Regions from separate parts of the Homo sapiens genome. Here regions 2, 3 and 4 are each linked to region 1. The links are chromatin loops, found by intact Hi-C in ENCODE. Cell type or tissue: heart left ventricle. All regions are shown on one strand. Links, peaks and the distances in the headings refer to the core of each region. The heading gives the core; the rest is flanking DNA.

What was found. Hi-C counts contacts between places; a loop is a spot of excess contacts. Peaks named below come from ENCODE experiments on the same cell type or tissue, not always from the same donor. Only the 100,000 strongest peaks of a DNase experiment are listed, where the experiment ranks them.
Region 2: a loop joins it to region 1, with 4 times the contacts of the local background. A loop is called at or near these places in 45 of 110 quality-filtered maps.
Region 3: it touches region 1 in a loop (5-fold over the local background); 62 of 110 quality-filtered maps call a loop at or near these places.
Region 4: it touches region 1 in a loop (6-fold over the local background); 27 of 110 quality-filtered maps call a loop at or near these places.

The regions. Positions count from the first base shown.
Region 1 is chr7:51,139,095-51,144,608 of GRCh38, reverse strand. The region is part of intron 5 of COBL (cordon-bleu WH2 repeat protein); the gene reads left to right. Among named protein-coding and RNA genes, the nearest start is that of COBL, 170 kb to the left of the region's middle. In heart left ventricle, for the core only: a CTCF peak has its summit at 2,999; no DNase peak of the experiment used is centred there; H3K27ac peaks cover 2,242 bases.
Region 2 is chr7:50,792,535-50,798,048 of GRCh38, reverse strand. It overlaps a transcript of GRB10 not described here. Among named protein-coding and RNA genes, the nearest start is that of GRB10, 12 kb to the right of the region's middle. In heart left ventricle, for the core only: a CTCF peak has its summit at 2,131 (motif pointing left); DNase peaks (open chromatin) are centred at 4,548 and 5,138; H3K4me3 peaks cover 1,369 bases; H3K27ac peaks cover 1,168 bases.
Region 3 is chr7:50,466,056-50,471,569 of GRCh38, reverse strand. DDC (dopa decarboxylase) reads left to right here. Exons shown (of 15, transcript NM_001082971.2): 12 at 1,399-1,497; 13 at 4,255-4,356. Among named protein-coding and RNA genes, the nearest start is that of FIGNL1, 18 kb to the right of the region's middle. In heart left ventricle, for the core only: a CTCF peak has its summit at 3,374 (motif pointing left); DNase peaks (open chromatin) are centred at 3,369 and 4,518.
Region 4 is chr7:50,606,176-50,611,689 of GRCh38, reverse strand. It overlaps GRB10 (growth factor receptor bound protein 10), which reads left to right. Exons shown (of 19, transcript NM_001350814.2): 14 at 5,276-5,353. Among named protein-coding and RNA genes, the nearest start is that of DDC, 44 kb to the right of the region's middle. In heart left ventricle, for the core only: no CTCF peak of the experiment used is centred there; no DNase peak of the experiment used is centred there.

The DNA of each region.
Region 1 (5,514 bases), core at 408-5,407:
TCAATGTACTTAACACCACGGATTGTATGCTTTAAAATGGCTAACACGGTTAATTTTATGTTATTACACACATTTTGTTATCATAATTTAAAAAAGGAAAACAGCCAATGCTTGATCTGGCTCCGGGGTTTCGGATATGCTTGGATTGGTGTGCAGCCTGGGTGTGTGCATCATTAAAGCTCCAGGGAGTTCCGTGCAGCTGAGTTTTCGAACCTCTGCCCCAGAGCCAGCCTGTCTGGCTCCACCACTTCCTAGTGTGTGACCTTGGGCAACCAGTAACTCGCTGTACCTGAGTTTCCTTAGCTGTGAAATGAGGACCATGTAATTACCTTCCTATAGAGCTGGTATGAGGGTCAAGTGGGTTCATATATGTAAAATACATGTCTGCACACGAATCTATCACCATTTTCTGAGCCTGGAGTTTAGATTTCCTCCCTAACCGGCTTAGTTGTTCTCTTTGCACCTGGCAGGTGTCAGCTCACATGCCGCCCAGGTGGAGAGACCACACTTCTGCTAGCCTGGGACAGTCCCAGCAATGCTGATGTCACTGCATTCTTTCCCATTAGGCTTACTTTAGATCACTTGAAAAATAGTTCTATTTTGGATAATAAATTATGTGGCCACCCTCTTAACCCTCTTCTATAGCATGCTACATATAGGTAGTGATGAATGGTAAGTCCCTTAGAAGATTAGAGAGGGCAACATTATAAACAGTGCATCAGAGAATTAGTCTGCTCCCCCAGAAGAGAGGCTCTTGAACCACACAGCTACTTTTCCTGCTTCTTAAAAAATAAATCCTACTTTTCTTGAAAAGAAGTTTTGCCAAGGAAGAAATCTGATCAGCTTTTTTCCTCCACTCATGACTCAGTTACCTGGAGTTACAGGGAAGCCTTCCTGATTTGGTACACGTTTTAGAAACAATCATATTTATTGCACAGGAATTGTTCCCTTTTTTGTTTTGTTTCTGTGTCCTGTAGTGGTGCCCTTTCAGTCGGCACCCAGACCTGCCCCATGCACATCTACAGCCGAGTTTCTCATTCCTTTCCTGATCTAGTCCATGGTATTATTAAAATGCTCATTAACAGAATGCCCACTTAACACGAAATACTTGGTTTCGTTTGGAGAAATCCATTTATCTGGAGGAGGGCTACACATAAAGTATCACTCTTGATGAAGTATAGAAAACTGAACTTATAAGTCAGTTATTCAAAATGTGTCACCACATAAATTATGGCAAATTTTACATGTGCATTTGAGAGGGAAAAACCTTCCCTTTTTCATTAGGATTGTATTATTTTTATAAGTTGGAACCTCATTTTTCCCTGAAACTGTATCTAATTGAGTTTGCCTCAGCTGAAATCTCGCATCTGACCGCAAGCAGTCACACAGACACACACACACGCATGCAGATTGAGGCATGCCCTGTGAACATCCTTTCCCTGATGCTCTTCTCTGCTGCTGCCAAGCCCCCACTCCTTGCTTTTTAATTCTGGTCAGTCACTATGCTGCACATTATGACTTAACTTTTCATAACATTCTCTTGCCTTATCCTTCCCCTTTGATGCCCTTCCTCTTACTTTTCCTCCTCCACCTGCCCTGATGAAGTTTGCACCATGCACTGCATCTCTCCCTCCCCCTGGCTTGGCTGGAAATGAGCTTCTGCGGTCTGCTGTGGCCACTGTCACAGGATCCTGCCTGCCTGAGGACACACATCGCATGTCATCCATCTTTGAAGCACCCCGGGGCTCATTTCCTTTTAATTTACAAGCTTTTCAGAAACTTCTGCCTTTCTGAAATTGTCATTGTTAAGCATTCTAAACATTCAAATGCCTGGCAGATGGTCCTGCTTCATAAGACTGAAATACTGTCTGATAGCTCACCTTCAATCATGTCTTCCAGTTATGTTAAGGGAAAATAAAATACCAGCTCGGGCGCTGTAGCTCATGCCTGCAATCCCAGCACTTTGGGAGGCCAAGGCGGGTGGATCACTTGAGTTCAGCAGTTCGAGACCAGCCTTTCCAAGATGGCAAAACCCTGTCTCTAGTAAAAATACAAAAATTAGCCGGGCGTGGTGGCACGCTCCTGTAATCCCAGTTACTCAGGAGGCTGAGGCAGGAGAATCCCTTGAACCAGGGAGGCAGAGGTTGCAGTGAGCCCAGACCACACCATTGCACTCCGGCCTGGGTGACAGATTCTGTCTCAAAAAAAAAAAAAAAAAAAAAAAATCAAATACCAGTTGGATACTCTTTGTTTGCTCATTTTAAGAAAATGTCTTGCCAGGCGAGAAACCATCAGAGAGCTTGTGTGACACGGTATTTTGTTGGCTGAAGTATGCATCCAGACCAAATAGCTTCTGCCACTTTTCTTCTTCTAAATACTTAAAATGCCATCCCCCAGGCATTCCATGGGGTACTTGGCCAAAAAAGAGCGATCATTTCCTACTCGCCTCACCCTCTAGAAATGAGATTCCTAAGTTCCATTGTCCTGCCCATTCATGGTGATCAGTTCACATGAAGCTGGCATGCTTCATGGTTCTTTCTTTGCCGCTTCCTCGGAATCAGTGCAGGATTTCCAGGATGCCAGAAGACAGCTCAGGATTTGGCTCAGGGATTCAGCTTAAGGAGTGTCTGTCAGGAAGGCTGTGCCCTGAGGATAAGGAAATGCAAAGACAAAGACAGAGAACACCCTCTTGGGAAGGAAAGTTGGCCTTGCCCTTACCCAAGACTGTGCCAGCCACCACAGATGAGAAGCAGCATTCTCCCCATTCTCACCTCACCAGGAGCTTTGACAGACCTGAGCTGCTCTGCCCAACAGACCCCAGGGAGTGCCCGTTCGCCTCATCTGGTTTATGTCACATTGTTCTGCCTTGAGTCCTGTCAACACCTGTATCTGAAGAAAAGCCAGTGTGGATAACAGGTTCTGGAATCTTCCCTCCCACTCGATTCTTTAACAAAGCCTTAAAAAAAAAAAAAAAAGTTGTAAAGCCTTTCAAAAGGGGGCAGCATCGTCTAAGGAGAGGAGGCTGCAGGCAGCAACAGGAACATATTTCTAGTTTCATCTTTCTAGTTTATTCTATCACTAGGGAGCTGAGCCATCCTGAGTAGCTCTGTCTGGGCCTCAGTTTTTCTAATTTATTATATCACTAGGGCACAGAGCCATCTTGAGTAGCTCTGTCTGGGCCTCAGTTTTTCTCACCATCAAAACAGCAAACATCATGTCCTTCTAAGAGGATCTGATCCCATTTAGAAGAGCCTCTGCTGAGAGGATTGTTGATTGCCAGCTCAGAGTATACTTATTGTAACCAAAACATATCCCTTAACCTTGAAACAGAAATCAACATCTGAATTCCTCAATAGCCATGTCAAAAGATCTACTCAGGCTTTTAGTAGACTTGATTAAATGAGTCAAGGTATAATTGTATTTGTAGGATGGACACCTTTGAGAAATGGAAACAAAATGACCATTTCTCTTTTTTTTTTTTTAAATCGATTTAAACAGAAAGATTTCAGGTACAGCATCTCCTGTTTGTCCCTGGAAGTGTATTGTGCAGTACAGTAAGGGGTTGAAGTACACCAAGCCCCTTTTTGTTGTATGAACAGATTGATCCATCTTAGGCTGTGTGATGGGTGTGCTCGTGAGGCAGCTCTGTGAGGATATCTTCAAGAATTTTGGCAAAGGGAAATGGACCATGGCAGTCTGTGCTGACTCGAAATAGGGATGTTTACGTTGAACATGCTCAGCTTCTTGTCTGGTACTGATCTCTGATCAATTATAAGTCAATGAGCGAGGGAGACAACGTGTTCTCTGCGGTACCTGTGAGCCCTGAAAGTATTCCAGGAACACCCTGCACTCTCAGTGCCCTATCAGGTTCTATGGGGCACTTGTGCTGTCAGGGCCGTGCCCCTGCTGCCTGGTGCTAGATCTGCATAGCTCCTTGTCCCTGTCAGTGGAGTAGTGTTTTGTCGTCACAATGAAAGTCAAATAAAAGGAAAATAAGCTTTGCTGAGATGAGTACATTTTAAACAGAAGCAATCAAATATGTACATATATATATACGCACACACACACCCATGCATACATAAATGTTTGTGTGTGTGTAAATTTAAAATTAGGACCCATGTCAAAAGCACTTGTGGCAGATGATACTGGTTTTATTTTGAGCTGGCACTCAGATCTGGAAACGGTTAGCTTCCTCTTCTTCCTGTCTTCTCTCCCCAGATGCGCGTATGAGAGTCAAATCACTGATGTTTTACACTGAATGTAAGGAGTTAATTGGCTATCAGTGGTGTGGTGACATGGACACAGAGAGTTTTGCATTGTCTTTGGTGGGCGCCATTGAATTCGACTATCCATTGAATGACAGCAGCTGGCCTGGAGGAAGTTTAAATCCCACCAACCTAAGTCCCATGAAGCCTGAGATAGAAGGTTCTGTTTGCTTAGTTTTCTTTTCTGTTATTCATTGCTTTTTCTTAATGATTTATCTGGTTGCACTTGCAACTCCTGAGAAAATTTGATAAGATCATGACTGCCAACATCTGTGGATTTTGGTGCCAACCTTTGGTGAGAGCTATGACTCACTTCCCTACAAAAAAAGAACTTGATATTAAAAACATGTATATATTGACAAGCTTGGACAGGAAATCAAACCTCTCTTGCAGGCAAGCAGTGGCCTGTCCCTCATGAACTTTGCCACTTTGTAGCAGGAGACAACCAAGGAAACTGGGATAATAGGGGGGGCCAAGCTGTTTTGACTCCAGACTGCATGCATTAAGCTCTTGGTTTTCCCTTTGACTTCGTATTGATATGAGTCAGGACTTTAAAGGACTCAATACTTCACAATGTTTTCCTCCCACATTATTCTGTGGATTGCTTTCTAAATTCTGCGCACAAATTCCAAAAGTAGGGAAAGAAGATAGAAATGAAGCACAAGTATTCGCTGGACAACATAAAGTTTTTGGCTTCCCATGGGTTGAAGGTTGAGAAACACTGTTGAGTAGCAGAACTGAGAAGAGGGTCTGGTGGCTCAGGACCACTGGACCCTGCAATCGACCTCCTTGGGAGCATTGTGGGAGGTGGGAAGAGATATTTGTTAATTGTGTAGAGCAAATTAGGGGAGAAAAATCATCTGTTCTATTGAAATTCAGTTAAGTTCCAGAGTCACAGATGAAGGCCTCATGAGGAGCCCATTGTCTGAAGATAATCAATATCAGAACTTCTAGGAGGACTGGGATGGGGTGCACTTCCGCCTTCTGACTTTCTGCCATTCAAGGTCATCTCAGTGTGGCCCTCATGAGGTCATGGCCACCCAAAATAGGTATCAGAGAAGAAGGAAACCACATATATTAGACACTTCTAATGTGCTTTATCTAAATTACTTCATTTAATGCTTGTAACAACTTTGAAGGAAATGGATTTTTCCCCATTTTAAAGATGGGGATGTACCTACTTTATGGGGTCTATTCCCATTCCTTACCTTAAAAAATAGATAATGCAAAATGTCCAGGATGCTTATGA
Region 2 (5,514 bases), core at 139-5,138, 350 kb after region 1:
GTGAAAACTATTTGTATTAATGTCTTTACTGGTTCCATAACTATATACCTTTCCAAACTCCACAAATTGTACATTAAAAAATGATAAATTTTCTGGTCAGCAAATTATACCTAAGTAACCAGCCTGAATAAACATCTTTCTGTGAGCCTCTGTTCTGGTTGTAAAGACATTTTGATCCAAGCAACTTCAGAAAAGGAGAGTTGATATTAAGACAATATAAGGAAAATGGGGCCAGGTGTGGTGGCTCACACCTGTAATCCCAGCACTTTGGGAGGCCGAGGCAGGTGGATCACCTGAGGTTGGGAGTTCAAGACCAGCCTGATCAACATGGTGAAACCCTGTCTGTACTACATATATAAAAAATCAGCTGGGGATAGTGGCGCATGCCTGTAATCCCAGCTACTTGGGAGGCTGAGACATGAGAATTGCTTGAACCTGGGAGGTGGAGGTTGCAGTGAGCTGAGATTGCGCCACTGCAGTCTGGCCTAGGCGACAGAGCCAGACTCTGTCCCTACCCCCTCCAACCCCCCACCAAAATCAAAACAAAACAAACAAATAAACAATGACGGAAAATGGAATTCTATGGAAGTTCAAAACAATAGCTGTACCAGCCTGGGCCCAGAGAGACGGGAGGCACGACGGCATCTGTTTGGGTCTTTGTACTTTACACCATCCTTATGCTGAGCCCAACTCGCCGTTCCTCACCTGGTCTCCATTGTGCAGATCCCACCAGTACTTCAAGTTCAGAATCCCAGGTGCAGGCTTCTGATTGGTTGGGTCACCCTTCCGCCCACTGGCCCACCTACCTACAGAATGGGAATCTCTGGGCCAAGCGTCATCCCTGACCAATTTAATTGGTACTTAGGAATCAAGGAAAACCAGGGTTGTGGGGAAACTCTAGACAGAGCAGGGCTAGCTGGGGGGCACTGTGCTGGTAGGCCCCATAACAGACATATCCGGTGCTCTCATCGCCATATAAGCCTATACTTGACAAATAAGTATAAATAGTTAAATATAAATCTGACAAATAAGTCCCTTCTTACCCCTCCAGCTTGGTGTGTTATCAAAACTCTAACCCCAGACCCAGCAGCAACATTCTGTGACTAAATGCAACTACTTGGTACTGCGCCCTGAGGGAGCCAAGGTCTTTCATGGGTTTGGTCTGAGAGACACGCCTGTCCCTCAACCCCAAAGGCCTTTTCTTCAGTTCTCTTTGCCTAACTTACCATCTTTGATGTTCTAGGGTGCCATGGGGGCATGGCAACCACTGGGAAGCCTTCCTTGAATGCTGCCAGGCTCCCCACCTCTAGACTCCAGGGTGGCCTGTCCATCTCGTTTTGGAGTGTTTGGAATACTGGTGTGGATGTAGATCGTGCATCATGCAGGAGTCTATTAAAAATGGGCTGGGCGTGTTGGCTCACGCCTGTAATCCCAGCACTTTGGGAGGCCGAGGTGGGCGGATCATGAGGTCAGGAGATAGAGACCATCCTGGCTGACACAGTGAAAGCCCGTCTCTACTGAAACAATACAAAACAATTAGCTGGGGGTGGTGGCAGTCGCCTGTAGCCCCAGCTACTCAGGAGGCTGAGGCAGGAGAATGGCGTGAACCCGGAAGGCGGAGCTTGCAGTGAGCTGAGATCGCGCCACTGCACTCCAGCCTGGGTGACAGAGTGAGACTCCGTCTCAAAAAAAAAATTGCAGATGAACCCTGGAAGTGTGAACTCTCCAGAGCTTGGGTGGGCCCAGGGATGTGTAGTGCAAGCAGGCTCCTCAGGTATTCTGGGGCAGGCACTATGATTATATTATGACTATAGACTACCCCCTTCCCCTTGCAGGGGTGGGCAGGCGGCTGCTTTCCAGACATGTGCTCGCATGTCCACATGGGCCGCATGGGATGGTGGCTGGGCCGTGTGACTAGCAGTGGCTCATGAGAGCAGAGGCGAGGGCCACTGCTGCTCAAAGCAGTTAGCTGTCAGGGTGCCATTCACCCTGACTACTTTCCCTTTGTCAAGGTTACTGGCAATGTTTGAGACAGTGCCCAGGTCTCAGAGGCTCCTGAGAAATTAATTCACTGGACAGTATTCCCCAGTAATGACTATTCACTTAGTGCCCTCTCTGTCCCAGGCACTCCACCTGCTGGAAGGACACTAGTGAAGGGGCACAGAGTTGCCACAGTCACCATGCTTACAGTCAACAGGGGAAGACAGATGTTAATCAATTCATTACTAATTAAAAATTAGAGTCTATCAGATTCTCTACTTTCAGCTGAAGGAGGCTTCTAGCTCATGTTTAGATAATTGAATTTCTCACTATCACGGAATCCTGTGTCCTGACACCTAATTCCAGCTTATATGTTTCCCCTTGGGGAAGTGCTTGAACTACAAGCCTCCCTGTCTTGCCCAGTATGCTGAGCTCTCCAGGATAACGTATAGGCTGCATGGCTAGATTCCACTGTGGCTGCCACCCTGTTGAGAGGGAGCATTGTGCGTGGGCAGGGGCATCTGGAGTTTGGGGGAAGGGAAGGCTATAAGATACAATCTGTATATAGGATTGGCTCATCCAGGATCACTGCACAGAGGACAGCTGCAGCTTCTGCAGCCACAAGAGTGACAAGTTCATGAACTTGCATCAGAAAGTGTCTCTGAATGGGTTCTGCCCACTGATGTCTACAGAGAGCCAGGAAATGTAGGGAATGAGGGCCTGTCCTAGGAATTCTAGAGACCTATGCTAGCAGGAAAACACTTAAGGACATTTATCTTGATCACTTCTCTGTGAATAGTAATGTCTGAAAACCCATACATTTTGAGACAACTAAATGCAATACCTGACTCTAGACCTCAATAGTGGATCTTGTAACAGAGGGAAAGAAATACTATGGAAGACATAGTCAGATCAACTGACTATACCGGAATATGGACCTAGATTGGATACAAGTATTTTATCAATATAAATTTACGAATTTGGTGACTATTGTGGTTATGCACATAATATCTCTACTCTTAGGAAAGACACATCAATGTATTTAGGGGTAAAGGGGCCATAGTGTATGGAATTTACCCACAAGTGATTCCAAAAGAACATATGTCTATGTATCAAGGAACTTTTGAAACCTCTATCAAAGCCTCCTTGCCTATCAGGCTATCTGACTGGTGTAGGCATGGATTGCTGTTTGGACCTTCAGCAGAAGCTAGAAGGTTCAAAGCTGATGCATTTGTGAGAAGTTGGCTCAAACTGAGTTTTCTGTTCTTTAATTTTCTTTTGAGTCCTTTGTCTGCAACAGGAGTCCTCTGTGTTCCTTTCTTCTAGGAATCTAAAATCCTTTGATATCATCCTCTCTTGATTTTCATCTTACGTGTTTCTGAGCTTGGACCAATAGGCAAAAATTTAGGGAGGTCTGTTTCAGTTACAGGGAAGGATGACCTTTCCATGAGTAACATCTGTCTAAGGTGGAATAACTCCTGCTAGAAGCAGGTGCCTACGAGGGGCTTTGGTACAATACCGTACATGGCTTCCAATCCTTGCTCTGCACTTACCAGCTACTTGACTTTCAGCAAGTCACTTAACCTCTCCAAGATTCAGTTTCCCAGTCCGTACACAGTGGGACTCTAACAGTAACACCTAGAGGGCCACAGTGGGGGTTACATGCAAGGATTCATGAAGGTTTTGCACAAAGTGCACGCTCTATGAAGGCAAGATATTGTCGCAGCTGCGTTTAGAACGCCAAGACCCAGGAAAAGACATACTTATCGTTATGCTATGTGTATTAGAGTTTTGACTCGGTAGAGATATTAAGAATCACACTAACGACAATGGCTTCCGTCAATTGGGGGGTAGGGGAGTCTTTTTCGCAGTCACTTTATGTTCCCAGTATGACCTCATTTAATCCCCAGGACACCAACCCTCAGGCGGGCGTTATTAGCCCATTGTAAAGATAAGGACACCAGGCTTGGCAGCATTAAGAAAAAATGAAGGGCCTCTCACTCCACCCGCACTTCGATACTCATACGCAGATGGGGCAAACTGAGGCTCAAAGAGGTGAGGCCCCAGACCTGGCTGGCTGTGAGCAAACCCAGGTTTCCTTTTCCCAGGCCGGGTGCCTTCAGCCCACGACAGAGTACGGGGCAGCCCCAGCTCTTCCGTCCCGTCCTGCTGCGCCCAGGATAAAGGATCTGGACTGCGCAGTTAATACTTTGTGCGTTTCAAACAGTTCGCTTATAAATTGTCTTTCGGGACAGGTCCAATTTGTCCTTTCACTGGCGAAGCCTCCTGAGCCGCGGCGGTCGTGGTCCCGCGCCCGAGTCCCGAGGACAGCAGGAGGGGGGAACCCGCTCAGCAGCCCGGGGCAGGAACCTCCGGGAGCTTCTGGCCCCCCGGCCGTCCGGCCCGCGGCCCGCGCCCCCGCGCCACGCCCTGCGCCCAGGCCCCGGCTCCTCCCGCGCTGGCGGCCGCCGAGCGGTCCGGGCGGCGGCGGCGGGAGGAGGAGCAGGAAAAGTAGCCGGGGGAGGAGGCGGAGGCGGAGGCGGCGGCGGCGGCAGAGGCGGGGAGGGCGGGCGGGGCCGGGCGAGTTTAAAGCCCATCGAGGGGGTGGGGAGGTCGGGAGGAGGCAGAGAGGGAAGCGAGCTGCGGCCGGGCGGGCTCGGCGCTCGGAGACCCGGTGGAGCCCAAAGTTTCCGCGCAGCCCCTGGGTGGCGGCAGCGCCGGCGGCGCGGGGCGCCCGGGACAGTCTTGAGCGCCGGCCTCGCCCCGCGGGGACCCGCGCCCGCCGCCGGCCACGCCGAGTGTCGCCCGCAGCCACGCGGAGGCGGCGGGGAGCCGCGCGCGGCAGGTACGGAGTTGGGCGGGGAGCGCGGCGGCAAGTTACTTTGTGGTTGGCGTCCCCGCGGGGCCCGGGACGGCCAGGCGGGTCCCCGCGCCGTCATTGTCTGAGCGCTGGGCGGCCGCGGCCGGGGACGCCGGGCCCCGCGGAGGCGCGGCGGGCGGAAGGGCGTCGCCTCCGGGCCGGGGGCTCCGGCGCCCCGGGCCCGCAGCGGGCGGTGCTCGGAGGCGGGACTGGGGCTGCGGGCGCGCGGCGGAGGCGGAGGCAGCCGGGCGCCCCGCGGGGCTCTCCGCGCTGCGTTCCCGACCCCTGGGGGGAGGTGTGGAGTCCAAGCGGTGCATTCTTGAACCATCTTGTCAGACGCCGGCGGCTCGCGGGCTGTGGCGGGGGCTGCGGTCAAGGCCGCGCTCCTGGGGGCCGCCGCCTGGGAGGGTGGGCGCCCAGGCGTCCCTGCAGCCCCGGGTGCTCCGACTGCGCGGCGGGGCCGCGGCGCGCGCGCCCGGGCGTCCGGGCGTCCGGGACAGTGGTGCCAGACACTCCCAAATCCCGAGCCGGCCCAGCCTCGTACGGAGGACCTTTTTTTTGGTTCTGTTGGTGACCCGTTAGCCGCCGCTGGGGCCTAACACCAAGTTGAGGGCTCGCGGATTAGCCGCCCGCCAGCCGTGGAAATGTGATAAGAGCGGTACCGTTTGCAGAAG
Region 3 (5,514 bases), core at 323-5,322, 670 kb after region 1:
GGGCCTGGTGTGCAACTGGGGGGAACCACACTGAATGCCTGAGTCAGAGGTTGGGTCCCTGTTTCCCTTTTGACTTGAGAAGCTCCTGCAGAACCATGGCTCTGGGCCCTTGAGCTACTTCTCTTGTGTTCAGAAGCAGTTGCCACCTGTTCATTCCACCCACACTTTATTTTATTTATTTATTTATTTTGAGATGGAGTCTTACTCTATTGCCCAGGCTTGAGTGCAATAGCGCCATCTTGGCTCACTGCAACCTCCGCCTCCTGGGTCCTGCCTCAGCTTCCCAAGTAGATGGGATTACAGGCATGTGCCACCATACCAGGCTAATTTTTGTATTTTTAGTAGAGAGAGGGTTTCATCATGTTGGTCAGGCTGGTCTCAAACTCCCGACCTCAGGTGATCCACCTGCCTTGGCCTCCCAAAGTGCTGGGGTTACAGGCGTGAGCCACCGCATCCGGCCTTCACCCACACTTTAAAAAACACCTGCAAGCCCTCCTACTGGGGAGCAGTGCGGGACTCAGGACTCCGGCTAAGCAGTCCCACCCGGCAGATGGCCCAGCTGCGCTAGAGTGTCGCGCCTGGCTGCACTGTGTCACCCAGGCCCAGTAGGGAGCTGGCTCAGCTCTCCTCAGTGTCTCCTTTATAGCTGAAATAGAATATGACTGTTAAGATGACCACACAGTGCTGCTATGCTCACTTCCCAGCAGTCTCCTCGTCCCAGTCCTTCCTTACTCACTTCACCACATCTCCATCCCTCAGTGTGTGGGGGCCGGTCAACTGACTGGGTCTGGGAAAACCAGAGGAAGGACAGGGAAAGCTTCTGGAGCACCAGCATGGAGACACACATTGTGTCTTCTGATGAGGGGTCTTGGGGTCACTCCATGGTGATCAGTAGGACCAAGAGGGAACCAGTATTGCTCTAGAAAACAGTGCCAGAACATCTGGGGCAGAAGTGGCAGACAAGAGCAGGTTCTGGCTCCCTCCTTCCTCGTAGGCAAGGACATCAATGAAAATTACCCCCTTATCCCCACTGGATGGTGAGCTCACTGGGGGCAGGGCCGTGTCTTCCCTGTTTGCTCACCACGGAACCCTAGGGGACAGCCCAAGGTCTGGCCCTGCTGTGCATGCCGCAAACACCTGTTGAGTGAAAACAATGAACATCACTGGCTCCCAGGTCAACAGTCCCCATCTGTGTTCCTTTCTCTTGGAGATTTGCAAAGAAAGCCTCTGCCCACATCACCGAGGGCCCTGCCATCCAAGACAGGCCATGGCAATGGGAGCAGGTTGGCCACCAGGGAATCGGCTGCCTCCAAGAGAAATAGGCGAGCCGGTGAGCCGAAAAGGAAGCCAGCTTTTAATATCTTCCTCACTGATGGTCTGTTTCATGTTTCATTTCAGCATTGGCAGATACCACTGGGCAGAAGATTTCGCTCTTTGAAAATGTGGTTTGTATTTAGGATGTATGGAGTCAAAGGACTGCAGGCTTATATCCGCAAGGTGACTTTGTTTTTATTATTTATCACGGTAAAATTGCGGAGGTCTTTCGGGACTTTAGAAATAAATTCAAATTTTTTTTCTTTTTTTTTTTTTGAGACAGAGTTTCACTCTTGTCCCCCAGGCTGGAGTGCAATGGCACAATCTCAGCTCACTGCAACCTCTGCCTCCTGGGTTCAAGCGAATCTCCTGCCTTAGCCTCCTGAGTAGCTAGGATTACAGGCATGCGCCATCATGCCCAGCTAATTTTTGTATTTTAAGTAGAGATTGGGTTTCACCATGTTGGTCAGGCTGATCTTGAACTCCTGGCTTCAGGTGATCCACCCACCTCAGCCTCTCAAAGTGCTGGGATTACAGGTGTGAGCCACTGCACCTGGCCTTCAAATGTCTTAATAAGCAAATACATGGCAAGAGAACCAGACTGTAGTTTGGGTTGTTGAGATGAGGTTATTTATAAGATCTGTTAAGTCACTTTCGTTAAGATTGCAGGTTATCAGGTCCAGGAAGATGGTCACAGTAGAAACATCACATAGGTTGTGCTTTAGCCACATCTAGCCAAGAATGAAGTTCATTGAGCAATGGCAATTATGAGAACATAAGGACTGTGTTTTTCTCCCCCAAAATTGCCAGAATAAGATAGATATTCCCTAGTCCAGTGGTTCTCAGACATGCTTCCAGACCAGCAGTGCCGGCCTGCAGTGGGGCCCAGCAACCTCTGTTTTAACAAGCAAACCAGACACCTTCTCTATGCACTAAAATTTGAGAACCACTTATCAGCTCCAAGCCCCACTCCCCTGCTTTTTTTTTTTTTTTTTTTTTTAAAATAACAATTGGCTGGGTGTGGTGGCTCACGCATGTAATCCCGGCACTTTGGGAGGCCGAGGTGGGCAGATCATGAAGTCAGGAGTTCTAGACCAGCCTGGCCAACATAGTGAAACCTTGTCTCTACTAAAAAAAAAATACAAAAAATTAGCCAGGCATGGTGGCAGGCACCTGTAATCCCAGCTACTCGGGAGGCTGAGGCAGAAGAATCACTTGAACCTGGGAGGCAGAGGTTGCAATGAGCAGAGATTGTGCCACTGCACTAAAGCCTGAGTGACAAAGCAAGACTCCGTCTCACCAAAAAAAAAAAAAAAAAAAAAAATGAGGAAACTGAGTCCTGAATATGAGCCTGGATCTGCCTAGAGCCACCCGTTTAGCCAGCTGCAGAAGGCCTGCTGCTGTTCTGCTGGCTCTCTCTGATCCTGGTGTCCTTCCTAAGCTGTGGCCTCATCTTGATGGACAGAGGTCCCCAGGCTTCATGGGAACAAGCACACTTATGATATTCAGCCTTAGTGATGGTAACAGCCCTCCATTTTAAGTCCTGTTGCCACTTCACAACCAGGTGTGCAGGGGCAGGTGTCCCCAGCCACCTCCTCTGTGGCACAGCATATATAAACACATCCATCTGCAAGCTTCATAGAATGCCTAGGATGTGCCATGAACTGCCTACTCCCAAAGCTTCGGTGAGGACAGTTCCAGGAGCTGCCGAGCACTATGAGGACCTGTTTGGGGGCGAGAACTGGGAAAGGAGTATGTATATGAATTCCTGGGTAGGAAATCCCCCTCTACCCATTTGAGACGAATTCAGCTTTTTTGGGGAAAGAAAGCCAAAAAATAAGGGATTTATCTCCCCACAATGATGACGTCTTTAAGCTCAAGGACAACTAGTTATGATCATGCTGGCTCCTGTTTAAAACACACTCCACTTCTTTCTTAAAGGGGACCCAATCCTGCCTTAGGAGCAGAGTCCAGCGATGCTCAAAGCCTGTCTCCTTGGGCGGGAACCGGCTTTCGGGATCGCCCATGAGGCCGAGGTCTTTGGCGCTCTCTGGTGGCATGACGAGGAACCACTCGTATGACACGTGTTTTTGTCCCAGCCACCCCCTGCCCGCGAGGCGCCGCGTTTCCGCAGGTCCTCCCCAGCACCTGCAACATGGGGGCCCTGCTGTATCCGCGGGCTTAGAATGAGCAAGGCACGGGCCTACGCCACGGAGGGCTCCTTCTCCTAGGATCACATGCTGTCTGAATAGCTTCTGAGTTCTATAACTATTTGGAAGTGAAATAAGGTCAGTGTGATATTCAATGAGAGGAAGGCCGTTTCTGAATGTGACAGAGCGGACAGGATGCCCAGCTCTAGGTGGCAAACGCGGAGGAGGAGCAACAGCTGTGGCAGCCACAGAGCTGCAGCTCCATCAGGCTGCCTTAGAATCCTAGCTCAGCCAAGGCCTCCGGGTGCACCTTGGGCATGTCGCTCACCCTCTCCCAGCCTGTTTTCTTATCTCCAAAATGGGGATAATCATGATATCTTCTGTGTTGTGGGCTGTCCTGAGGATGCCGCAGTGGTGAGCGCTGGCACCTCAAGCACAGAGGAGCAACTCGATGGGCATTAGCCATTGTCTCTTCCAGAATGATCAAATACCTCCTCACGGTGTTTATTCTAACATTATAAAAGACAGTTTGGGTGGGATAAGAATAGTCCCATGAACAGAAGAAAATGACAATTGGTGTTCTGAGGACACTAGACCTGTGCTAATGTAGGGAATGAGTTTCTTAGCCTGCCTGGAAACAGCTGGTCAGTGAACGGTAAAAGCACTTGAGGAAAATTGCCAAGAGCGTCTAAATGAATTATACATGGGCAGTCTAATAAGGTTTTCTAGGTAGTTAAGTTCTGAATTAAATGGCCATGAGAAAAACAGATTTTCCCTTTCCTCTTTGAAGCATGTCCAGCTGTCCCATGAGTTTGAGTCACTGGTGCGCCAGGATCCCCGCTTTGAAATCTGTGTGGAAGTCATTCTGGGGCTTGTCTGCTTTCGGCTAAAGGTTTGTCTACATCTATTCCATTCTTCATTTTCTGTGAATGTGACAGAGGGGAAAGTGTTGTTCATTACCTCCATGCTCAAACACTGGCACTGGCTCTCCAGAGATGGCAGAGCAAAGCCTGCATTCTTTGGCCCACCGGCCTGCCCTGCCCCATGCTACACAGCCTTGTTTCCACGCACAGCGGCTGTTCCCGCTTCCTCAAGCCTGCCATGAGACTTCTAACTTACATAGCTTATTGGCCGCAGAATCTTTACCATTTTTCCTTCCTCAAGGCTCCATCCCACACCTCTGCCACTGGCCCTCCTTGGAGGACAGCGGCCTGTCCATAGCCTCACTAATCTGAGTGTCTTCTGTGGATCAACAGCATCAGCATCATCAGCATTGTCTGGGAGCTCCTTAGAAAAGCCAGTCTTGGGCCCCACCCTAGAGCTGCTGGCTGCGCACCTTTACAAGATGCCCACACAGGAGTCTGTTTGACACTGTGTTGTGGCGTGCTGTTATTTTGCTGCCTGATGCTGTGCATTCACCAGGTGAGGGCAGGCTGGCCCACACGGGTTGGGGCATAAGCCATCTCTACTGAGAATCATGATACAGTTCTCAAAAAGGCTCTAAGATGCACTGCACACATGCCCCTTGGTAATCTCCCTTGTGTACACAGAGCCAGGTGAGACCAAATGCTCTGTTTGGTTTATAAGGTTTTTTTTTTTTTTTTTTTTTTTTCTTTTTGGAGACAGAGTCTCCCACTCTGTTGCCCAGGCTGGAGTGCAGTGGTGTAATCTCGGCTCACTGCAACCTCTGCCTCCCGGGTTCAAGTGATTCTCCTGCTTCAGCCTTTTGAGTAGCTGGGATTACAGGTGTGCGCCACCACGCCCAGCTAATTTTTGTATTTTTAGAGATGGGGTTTCACCATGTTGGTCAGGCTGGTCTCGAACTTCTGACCTCGTGATCCACCCGCCTCAGCCTCTCAAAGTGCTGGGATTACAGGCGTGAGCCACTGCGCCCGGCTGAGGTAGCTTTTAATTCACAATCATTTCAAGCCTTTCCAGGAGGCTTCCTTGTTCAAATTAAAGACAGCACTCAGGAGAAGGAGCAGGCTGGGGTCAGTGTCATTGTCAAGGGGCTGCCAGTCAGAGTGTGGCACTGCCACTCCACCTACTA
Region 4 (5,514 bases), core at 153-5,152, 530 kb after region 1:
TTCTGAATGTAGTCCTGTTGTCCCATCCACTTGGCAGGTAGCATTTTGCACCCAGTAATCCACAGATTCCAGAGACATTAAGGATACATCCTAGTGCCATTTTTATAGGATGCTGGGGCCCAAACCAAAAGTTCCACAGATTGGCTTCCTGTATCTCTCTCCCAGAACCTTATTTTATGTTTTCACTGATTAAAAAAAGAATTATGGAAATCAAAACTTTACAAATTCATAATGGAAGAGGAAATGTCCATGTTAATACATCATAGATCATAGACCACTCCTGTGTAAGCCGGTTTTCAGTGTAAGGGTCATCAGTGGGAACTGGTCACATAGGTGACATCCATTGAGGGCAGTATTCTGCATGGACCTCCAGAAAGAATGAGATTGCTCTTTGTGTCCTGTTGCGGAAAAATTACTAACAATTAAAAAGCAAAGTACAGAACAGTATATAGAGAGAAGGCTACATTTGTGTGAAGGGAACAGGAAAAATTGGAATATTTGTATTTGATGGTATGCTCATGAACATTGTGTGAGCTGCAGGAGAGAAGAAAGAGGTTGCTTAGTAGGGAGAGGAGATGGGAGAGGCAGCTGTGCAGATAGGGGCAGCGGCCAGGGGTGATCTTTTGAAGCTGTCTGTATATGGTTGAAATTTTAATCTGCAAATGAATCATCTGTTTTGGAAAAGGCAAAAAAAAAAGGAAATGAAAAAGGAAAGTGGTAGTATACTCCAAGAAGCTATGAATTCTATTACTTTGGGTAATATATAATAAATCCAAGTATCAGGTTCTTAACCACTGTTTCTTGGGTGTCTCTCCTTTGTTGCGCTAACATAACGAGCCACAGGAAAGGATGTGGGCAGAGTGACTAATGCAAAACGAACTGACTTTATTGTTGTCAGTGTTAACAATGATGTGTTACATAATATTAAGATTTTTTTGAGCATTTGCTATGGGCCAGGCATTCTTTATCACTTTACTGTTTGTGACAGCTCAGTGACATGCATATTATCATCCTCATTTTGTGGATGACAAAACTGAGGCCCAAGCTGTAGCTGCCACGATGTGGCAGAGCAGGGTCAGAGCCCTGACATTCTGGCCCCAGAACCCCTTTCCTCACTACCATGCTTTGCTGCCCTCCCTAGAGCCACCTGGAAGCTGCCGTGAGTTCTGAATGCATTCCTCTTGTCCCAGCCACTTTGCAGGGAAGCACTTTGCATCCAGTGATACACGGATTCTAGAGTCATTAAGGATACGTCTTAGGTACTATTCTTATAGGAGGCTGGGGAGCCAGACCTGACAGGAAGGTGGCAGTGATGGCCTCGGGGCCGGTCTCAAGTGGAGTGCAAGTGATGTGTTTCTGCCCCAAATAGCCATAGGATTGTAATGCAATCGAAACGCCATTTGAGTGTTGTCGGCACTGATTCATTGCCCACTATACAGAAATGATAACCGGGATAGAGTTAGGGACAGTGGGGAGGTAACTCTTTATGACTCCAGGGTCTCCATGTTGACATTCATTCTAAAACAAGGCATCCCGTGTGTGTGCTCTGCCTTCCTCCAGAGGAGGACACAGGACACCGGATCCCCTTTTAGAGGATAAGAGGGTCTGAGGGCTGAAGTTGACAGGGCCCTTTTACCATCTACTACAAACAGCATCTTCATATCAACCATGGAAAGGCAGAGCTGGGTTGTTATTTTGAATTAACCTAGGACCTTCTTACATCTTTACCTACACAGATACACTTTCTTGAAAAAAATGAATAAATCTTATAACTTGGGTCTACATAGGAGAAAGCTGGCATGGCTTTACTTAGCTTTTCAGAAAGATGCTCTTAGTAGCGCCAGCAGATAATCTTTTGTCTCATTTCTTCCTGTTACATTGTTTGTTAGGTAATTTCTTGGAAGCTGTAGGAGCTGTGTGAATAGTATTAAAACTTTGCAACAATTATTTATTGCCATCTTTCCTCCTCCCTCTGTCTTCTAGAAGTCTCTTAATCTACTGTAGAAACTCATCCCCAAGAGGGAGGTCTTGCCTCATCCACACAAGAGTCCCTAGTACTGATTGCTTTGGTTTTACATGACCTGACATTGAAAAGGCAATGAACGCAGCATTAAACCTTTGCAACAATTATTTATTACCATTTAATCTTTTCTGTCTACACACACCCATATATGTAAATATATACATGCAAACATGTGAATAAAATAAAATGTGTATGTTATTAGGTACCCAAAATTGAGAATATTTGTATCTTCCTGGTATGTCAATTCTAAGACATTATAAAATATGCTTTATTAGCAATGCTCCTTGCCCCAGAGTCTAATCTGGCACATATTAATTTATTTAATGATTTTTACCTCAGCTTTGCTTCATTACACAGTTTTTCTTGGACCATCTTTTTTCTACTTTTCTGGGTCCTTATGTTTAAGGAATATCTCTTATAATCACAATGTAACTATTTTACTTTGATAATCTTTATCTTTTAACCAAAATATTTACTGTGATTTAATTGTATTATTTAGTGTGATAATCATATTTGTATTTGAACCTGCCATTTGCAGTTTTTTCCAGGTTGTCCCACCTCTCTTGTATTCCTTTTCTCTTAATTTTTTAGATTTATTAAGTATATTTATGTTTTTCCCTCTGTTAACCCAATACGTACATGTACATTTACTATTTTCTCCTGGTTACCCTAGATATCACATCTTTTTTTTTTTTTTTTTTTGAGTCAGGGTCTCACCCTGCCTCCCAGGCTGGAGTACGGTGGCATGAGCTCATCTCACTGTAGCCTCAACCTCCCGGGCTCAAACCATCTTCCCACCTCAGCCTCCTGAGTAGCTGGGACTACAGGCATGCACTTCCATGCCCAGCTAATTTTTGTATTTTTTATAGAGACAGGGTTTTGCCATGTTGCCTAGGCTGGTCACAAACTCCTGGACTCAAGCAATCTGCCTGCCTTGGCCTCCCAAAGTACTGGGATTACAGGCGTGAACCACCGCGCCCGGCCTAACATGCCCCTTGAACTTATTAAAATCTTTTATAATGTAGTACATTTACTGACTGCTTTCAGGCAGGCATGAGGACCTTTCACTCCATTTGCTCCATTGTCCCTTTTGAAGGATTCTTGTCATATATATAAAACCTCTTAAGACATAATGTTATTGTTTTATATACTCTTTAATCACCTACATCTTTGCACTTTAATATTTCCTAAATTTGCATTCTTCTCTCTGGGACTAGAAGACCTCAGCTTAGCGGTTCTTTTCATGTGGGCCTGAGAAATTTTCTCACTTTTTGTTTCACTTTCATTCTTGAAGGAACGTTTCACTGGTTATAGGATGCAAGGTTAGCGGTTATTCTCTTCTGCATCTTCCCACTGCATTGTCTTCTGAATCTTATAATTTATGTAAAAACATTAGTTGTCTGTCTTCCCATTGCTTCTGTGAAAATAATGCACGTTTTCCTCTGGTTGTTTTTGACATTTTCTTTGTGTCTGTTTCTCAGCAATTTTTCCATGATATATGCTCGGAGCGGGCTTACTTATCCTACACCCTGAATCTGTAGCTTGACGTCTTTTTGTCAACTTTGGAAAGTTTTTGGCATTATCTCATCAAATATTTCCCCTGACCTGTTCTTGCTCTTCTCTTGCTGGAGTGCAGTCGTTCCTGTATTAGACCTTTGCATCATGTTCTAGGTATTTTTATCTTAGAAATGAGTATGTGCCATGAGACCTAGAGCCAGAACTGAGCTTAGATCCCATGAAAGAAGAGCTGTCCCACTTGATGACTTCACTTCCTGTTTCTGACTCTTTCTTCTTCTCCACATGGTTGGAATGTGTGATTTGGGTGTGTAGGTTGGGATGCTGGATGTGTATGAGACTTTGCAGGGCCCTGAGTCCTCATTGCCAGGATCAGAAAGTGCAGACTACTGAGCCAGTTAGGTGGCAAGCCTCAGCTAGGGAGGGCACTGGGTCTGGAACAGGTCGTGTACGTTCAAAGTCGTGACTGCGGGCAGCTTGCCTCATTCCTCTGTGCTTCAGTTCTGTGCTCTGTAACATGGGGATAATTATAGTGTACAGCTCATAAAATGGAGAGGATTAAATGAAATAACATAAAGCACTTAGACACATAGTGTCTTAGACATATTGAGCCCATAGTGGCACTCAATAAGATTACTTGCTCTTGATGTTATTATGTTTGTCACTGTCCCGCTTATTCCAAAACCAGTCAGCTCTTCCCTCCTGAGGGGCCACAGTAGCAGCAGCACTGAGGCATGCACCATATTGAATGTGAAGTTGAATGATTTGAACTGTGCAGGTCCACTTAGAGATTTTTTTATATATATTAATCTATTATATAAAGTTAAAATTTATCAAAACTGAATGCATGCAAACACAGACTGTATATGGCACCATTTGTAGTCAAGAGATGTAAACAAACAAAGATGCGGATTACCTCAGAACTGCATAAAATTAACTATAGTCCCTGCTGTATTACTCTCATAATTTTGTAGCCACCTCCTGTTGCTAGTACAGTGAACTCAGATGTTGGACATATCCATTTAGAAACCCACCTTGTGTTGCTAATTATCTCCCCATGAGCAGGTCCTCTCTCCAATAAATTGCATGTTGTAGTAAAAAAATGGGCTCATGTTTCTGGAGTATTTTTCGTTGTGTGTAGTGCAATACAGGAACTTTAAAGAACACCATGGGACCCATGTGAAATGCCACTAGTGAAGCTGGAAGTGCGCCCAAGAACAGAGAAAAGTCACGACATGACAAGAAAAACTTAAATTGCTTGATACATACTAGAGATTGAATGGTTGCCCTCCACACCACACAGATAATTCATTGTGTCAACATGTAGACTTACAGAATCGAATGCAGTACAGTCCCATAATTGTATTGTCTCTTATGATTTTCTTAATAACATTTTTTTCTCTAGCTTCCTTATAAAAATATGGTGTAGAATACATATACGAAATATATGTTAATTAACTGTTTATGTTATCATTAAGGCTTCTGGTCAACAGTAGGCCACTAGTAGGTAAGTTTTGGGGGAGTCAAAAGCTATACTCGGATTTTTTATTTCAAGGGGCGTCATTGCTCCTAATCCCTGTGTTGATCAGGGTCAGCGGCACTCAGGCTCCTGGAGGCTGGTACAGGGCATCACTCCCTGTTCCGCACTCAACATTGCCCTTTCCTGCTGTGGCGTTTGTCACATGCCGGGCCTCGGGGCTCCCGGGCCGGTGACTAACTGTGGCTTCTCCTCTCCAGTATGGAATGCTCCTTTACCAGAATTACCGAATCCCTCAGCAGAGGAAGGCCTTGCTGTCCCCGTTCTCGACGCCAGTGGTAAGTAAAGCCAGGAGCTTCAGAAGTCTAGTGCCTTTTCAGCTTCTGCATCACATGTGTTAAGGACGCCTCATTTCACACAGGGTGGGCAAGAGAAGCTCTGGAGAGTGTGTGTGCATTTCAGGGAAGCCAGTATGTCCCACGATGACGTGGGTTTTGTA